2 separate regions of the Homo sapiens genome follow, and region 1 is linked to region 2. Evidence: read pairs that join two places in POLR2A ChIA-PET (ENCODE). Cell type or tissue: B cell. All regions are shown on one strand. Links, peaks and the distances in the headings refer to the core of each region. The heading gives the core; the rest is flanking DNA.

What was found. Peaks named below come from ENCODE experiments on the same cell type or tissue, not always from the same donor. Only the 100,000 strongest peaks of a DNase experiment are listed, where the experiment ranks them.
Region 1: POLR2A ChIA-PET joins it to region 2 with 7 read pairs; 2 of 35 experiments call an interaction of 5 or more read pairs at or near these places.

Annotation. Positions count from the first base shown.
Region 1 is chr19:47,246,117-47,248,919 of GRCh38, forward strand. No RefSeq gene overlaps it. Among named protein-coding and RNA genes, the nearest start is that of CCDC9, 9.0 kb to the right of the region's middle. In B cell, for the core only: CTCF peaks have their summits at 1,452 (motif pointing left) and 1,657; a DNase peak (open chromatin) is centred at 1,455; H3K27me3 peaks cover 1,224 bases.
Region 2 is chr19:47,748,189-47,750,991 of GRCh38, forward strand. NOP53 (NOP53 ribosome biogenesis factor) reads left to right here. Exons shown (of 13, transcript NM_015710.5): 3 at 1,990-2,098; 4 at 2,720-2,803. Among named protein-coding and RNA genes, the nearest start is that of NOP53, 4.0 kb to the left of the region's middle. In B cell, for the core only: no CTCF peak of the experiment used is centred there; a DNase peak (open chromatin) is centred at 1,204.

The sequences.
Region 1 (2,803 bases), core at 4-2,503, 500 kb before region 2:
CTGCTCACTGCAAGCTCCACCTCTTGGGTTCACGTCGTTCTCCTGCCTCAATCTCCTGAGTAGCTGGGACTACAGGCGCACGCCGCCAGGCCTGGCTAATTTTTTGTATTTTTAGTGGAGACGGGTTTCACTGAGTTAGCCAGGATGGTCTCCATCTCCTGACCTCGTGATCTACCCGCCTCGGCCTCCCAAAGTGCTGGGATTACAGGTATGAGCCACTGTGTCCAGCCTTTTTCTTTTTTTTTAGACAGGGTCTCACTCTGTCACTCAGGCTGGAGTGCAGAGGTGTGAACATGGCTCACTGCAGCCTCAACCTTCCAGGCCTAAGCAATCCTCCCACCTCAGCCTCCCTCCTGAATAGCTGGGACTACCTTCTTGTGCCACCATGGCCAGCTAATTTTATATTATTTTGTAGAGATGAGGTCTCCCCATGGTGCCCAGGCTGGTCTATAACTCCTGGGCTCAGGTGATCCTTCTGCCTCCGCCCCCCCAAAGTGCTGGGATTATAGGCATGAGCCACTATACATGGCCTTATTTTTTTTAAGACAGTGTCTTGCTCTGTTGCCCAAGCGGAGCAGTGGTGTGATCACAGCTCACTGTAATCTCAACCTCCTGGGCTCAAGTGAGCCTCCCACCTCAGCCTCCTGAGTAGCTGGGACCACAGGTGTGTGCCACCATGCCCTGCTAATTTTTTCTTTTTAATTTCTTTTATATTTTATTCTATTTATTTTTGAGACAGAGTCTTGCTCTGTCGCCCAGGCTGGAGTGCAGTGGCACAATCTCAGCTCACTGCGACCTCTGCCTCTTAGGTTCAAGTGACTCTCGTGTCTCAGTCTCCTGAGTAGCTGGGATTACAGGCCCGCACCACCATGCCCGGCTAATTTTTGTATTTTTAGTAGAGACAGTGTCTCACCATGTCACTCAGGCTGGCCTCGAACCACTCCAGGCCTTTTTAAATTTTATATTTTATTTTGTATTTTATTTATTTTATTTTTAGAGAGAGGGTCTTACTATGTTGCCCAGATGCCCAACTCCTGGGCTTAAATGATCCTCCTTCCTCAGCCTCCCAAGTACCTGGGACCACAGGTGCACACCACCACGCCTGGCTAATTTTAAATTTTTTTGTAGAGATGGGGGGGGGGAGGTCTCATTATGTTACCCAGGCTGGTCTCGAATTCCTGGCCTCAAGCGATCCTCTGGCCTTAGCCTCCCGAAGTGCTGGGACTACAGGCCTGAACCACCGCGCCTGGCCTCTACCTATTCCTTTGTTTAGCTGTTTGTTGTCTGTCTTCTGGAGAAAGTGAGCTCCATGGCGGCAGGGACATTCTAATTCCCATTTCACAGATCGGGAAACTAGAAGGAGGCCCGGCACAAAGTAGGTTCTCATGGGTTCAGGTTTGTTGAATGAATATGCGTGTCTGTTTGTCTCAAGCGGCAGGGAGTGCGCCGCACCGCCCCCTGGTGGAGAGTGGGAAACGTGTCCGCCGGCGTGATTATCAAATTTCCTGGGAGATCTTCAAGTCCGCCCTTAGCCACTGCGTACTAACGGTAGAATTTAACTCCATTCCACAAATAAACACAAAGTATTTTTTATGATTATTTTTGAACTTGTAAAATTTGTTTTTTGATTTCTTGAGACCATTGTTTAAGCTGTAGCATAAGTTACACACTTCTCTAAAGCCTCCCAATTCTTTTTTTTTTTAGGAACAAGGTCTCCCTCGCCGCTCAGGCTGGAATGCAGTGGCACGATCAGAGCTCATTGCAGCCTTGAAGTCCTGAAGCTCCAGACTCTTTTTTTTGTTTTTTGAAACGCAGTCTCGCTTTGTCGCCCAGGCTGGAGTACAGTGGTGTGATCTCGGCTCACTGCAACCTCTGCCTCCCAAGTTCAAGCAATTCTCTAATTCTCTGCCTCAGCCTCCTGAGTAGCTGGGATGACAGGCGCCCGCCACCATGCCCGGCTAATTTTTTTGTATTTTTACTACAGACGGGTTTCACCATCTTGGCCAGGGTGGTCTTGAAATCCTGACCTCGTGATCCACCTGCTTTGGCCTCTCAACGTGCTGCGATTACAGGCATAAGCCACCGCACCTGGCCCTCTTTTTTTTTTTTTTTGAGACAGAGTCTGGCTCTGTCCCCCAGGCTGGAGTGTGATCTCGGCTCCCTGCAACTCTGCCTCCCTGTTCCAGTGATTCTCTTGCCTCAGCCCCCGGAGTAGCTGGGATTACAGGCGCACGCCACCACGCCCGGCTAATTTTTGTATTTTTAGTAGAGACAGGGTTTCATCATGTTGGCCAGGCTGGTCTAGAACTCCTGACTTCAGGCGACCCACACCCGCCTCGGCCTCCCAAAGTGCTGGGATTACAGGTGTGAGCCACCACACCTGGCCTTTTTTTTTTTTTTAAAGAGTCTCGTTGTGTCGCCCAGTCTGGAGTGCAGTGGTGTGATCTCGGCTCACTGCAACCTCCAACTCCTGGGTTCAAGCGATTCTTCTGCCTCAGCCTCCCACATAGCTGGGACTACAGGCGTTCGCCACCACGCCCGGCTAATTTTTTTTTTTTTGTATTTTTACTAGAGATGGGGTTCCACTGTGTTAGCCAGGATGGTCTCGATCTCCTGACCTCATGATCCGCCCGCCTCAACCTCCCAAAGTTCTGGGATTACAGGCGTGAGCCACCGCGCCCAGCCTTTTTTTTTTTTTTTTTTTTAATGTATTTGCTTGTCGTTAATGGGATAGTAATAAGGTTGAGGTTTTTGTTAAGGGGAGTTTACTTATCATTAAACTCTGTAGTTACTACTACAAGGA
Region 2 (2,803 bases), core at 41-2,540:
TGCTGGGGTTATAGGCGTGAGCCGCTGCGCCTGGCCAAGATGAGCTTTAATAGGAATAAGAGGACTTGCTTTAGTGAGCGGGTAACACACGTCTTAACTTGCTTGCCTTAAGTTGCTAGAATGTAGGGTGGGGATCTGCTGAAACAAGATGAGGCGTGAGGGAGGGATTGCTCTGGTGAGTAATAGTGTTTACTTCAATATGTAGAAAAACAAACTAAGAACAGATGATCTGCTCTAATGAACAGCCTGGAAGCAAGCGAAGGGGTCTGCTTTAATGAGCAAGAGAGTGAGCTTGTGTGAGATCAGTCAAAGGGTATGTTTTAATGAAAATGAGCGGACCTGGTTCAGTGACCAGATAGAGTGGAAGGAGCTGCCCTGAGGTACAGGAGACTTCCAATAGGCAGGTAAAAAGTGGTTATTAGAGTCTGGGTGCAGTGGCCTACACCTGTAAGCCCAGCGCTTTGGGAGGCCGAGGTGGGGCGGATCACTTGAGGTCAGGGGTTGGAGACCAGCCTGGGCAGCATGGCGAAACCCCGTCTCTACTAAAAATACAAAAACTAGCCGGACGTCATGGTACACGCATGTAATCCCAGCTACTGAGAAGCGCTTGAACCCGGGAGGCAGAGGTTGCAGTGAGCCAAGATCATACCACTGCACTCCAGCCTGGGCGACAGAGCAAGACTCTGTCTCAAGCTGGGCGTGGTGGCTCACGCCTGTAATCCCAGCACTTTGGGAGGCTGATGCGGGTGGATCACCTGAGGTCGGGAGTTTGAGACCAGCCTGACCAACATGGAGAAACCCCGTCTTTACTAAGAGTACAAAATTAGCCGAGCGTGGTGGCGCATGCCTGTAATTCCAGCTACTCAGGAGGCTGAGGCAGGATTGTTGCTTGAACCTGGGAGGCAGAGGTTGCAGTGAGCCAAGAGCGCATCATTGCACTCCGCTCCAGCCTGGGTTACAAGACTCTGTCTCAAAAAAAAAAAAAAGTGGGGGGTTATTAGAGAAGTCAGCCTTGACCGAAGTGAGTTGATCTGGTGTGTGAGTGTAAAGGGTAAGTCAGTGACCTGCCCGTAATGAACAGATGGGAAAGTAGTTACCGGCGTGCTTTGGCGAGTGGGAAGCCTCTTTGGGGGGCAGGAAAGAGGCAGTTTATGGGTTCCACTTTAGTAAGGAAACACGGACAAAGATCATAGTGGTTGTGAGCAGTCAACCAGGTCAGCCCCTGTGCTTTGTGGGCCTTAAATGATTACATCTTCATAACGGCCTAGTGAGGGAGGTATCCACATCCTCATTTTGGGGGCACGGAGGAGCTAAGCCTCTTGTGTGAGGTCCCACAGTCCATGCAAGGGTGTTATTCCATTCTAGAGTGTTTTGCTGTAGAGTTACTGCTTTTAACTGTTAGGCTTTTGAAGTAAAAACCACAGGTATCTTTGTGGGAGGAAAAAGACAGTAAAAACCAGAGAACTAGAAGTTATGCTGAGAAGTGGCCATCCTGGGTCCCAAGTCCACTTCTGTGGCCCTCCCTGGGCTTCAGTGTCAACTGATGACTTGCTTTCTTCCTTTTTTTTTTCCCCCTGAGATGAGATCTCACTATGTTGCTCAGGCTGGCATCAAACTCCTGGGCTCAAGCGATCCTCCCACCTCAGCCTCCCAGAGTGCTGGGATTACAGGCGTGAGCCACCATGCAGGGAAGAGGTTCCCTGTTTGTCTGGAAGACCCTCCTATGTGGCTGTGGGCGTGACTCTTCGTGTCCCCAGCATGGGGCCTGCCTCCTGCTGGCCCAGCACTTGGTTGTGGAGGGTCAGAGCTTGGGCACCTTGGGCCCCATCCTTAGGGGCCTCTACCTCCAGGTAGGAGCCTGGGGACCTCCAAGTCTCCTGGGGTGACTTGGGATTCAGGTCTGATGGCTCCCATGGAGGTGAATAGGGTGGGTGGTCTTTGGCAGTGGGTAGGGCTGAGGCCTTGACTTGTTCTCTTTCCCATTCTTAGGGCTGACAAAGAAGAGAACCAAAGTCCAGAAGAAGTCACTGCTTCTCAAGAAACCCCTTCGGGTTGACCTCATCCTCGAGAACACATCCAAAGTCCCTGCCCCCAAAGAGTGAGTGTCCCAGCATCCCTGGGCCCTTCTTTCCCACCAGACTCTGGTCCTAAAGGGTTTCCGGGGCTGGGGGCTGGTAGGTGAGGGTCATTTGAAGGGTAGGGCAGGCTCAGGTTTGGGCTTCGGAGTGCAGATTAGAGGGAGGGAGTCTGGGTGCCCTGGTGCTGGGCCGAGGCAGGTGAGGAGGGGCCTGGACCCAGCTGGGGGCTTCGGGGTTGGAGAGGAGGGGCTGAGTGGGAGGCGTGTTCAGGAGGCACATCAGGTGGGTCTTGGGGCATGAGCGGGTGAGAGGGTGGACAGCTGGCCTTCCCCTGAGATGGGGATGTGGAGGAGTGGGATTTCGGGTGATGCTGAGGTTGGTTTTGACGTGGTGGTGTGAGGTGCCTGGGGTATGTCCAGGACGGGGCTGTTGCTTCGTTGAGTCTGGGGCTCAGAGGGGAGGCCTAGGCTGGAGACAGACGTGGGGAGAGGAGTTCTCTGAAGAGGGGGCGGAGTGCCACCTTTTGGAGAGGGGGTGCTGAAGCTGCCTTAATGGTGGAGGAAGCCCGACGGGGAGGAGGCCCTGCTGCCGTTCAGGCTGCCACCTCACCTGCTGCACTTGTGCCCCCTCTCCCCGACCAGCGTCCTCGCCCACCAGGTCCCCAACGCCAAGAAGCTCAGGCGGAAGGAGCAGCTATGGGAGAAGCTGGCCAAGCAGGGCGAGCT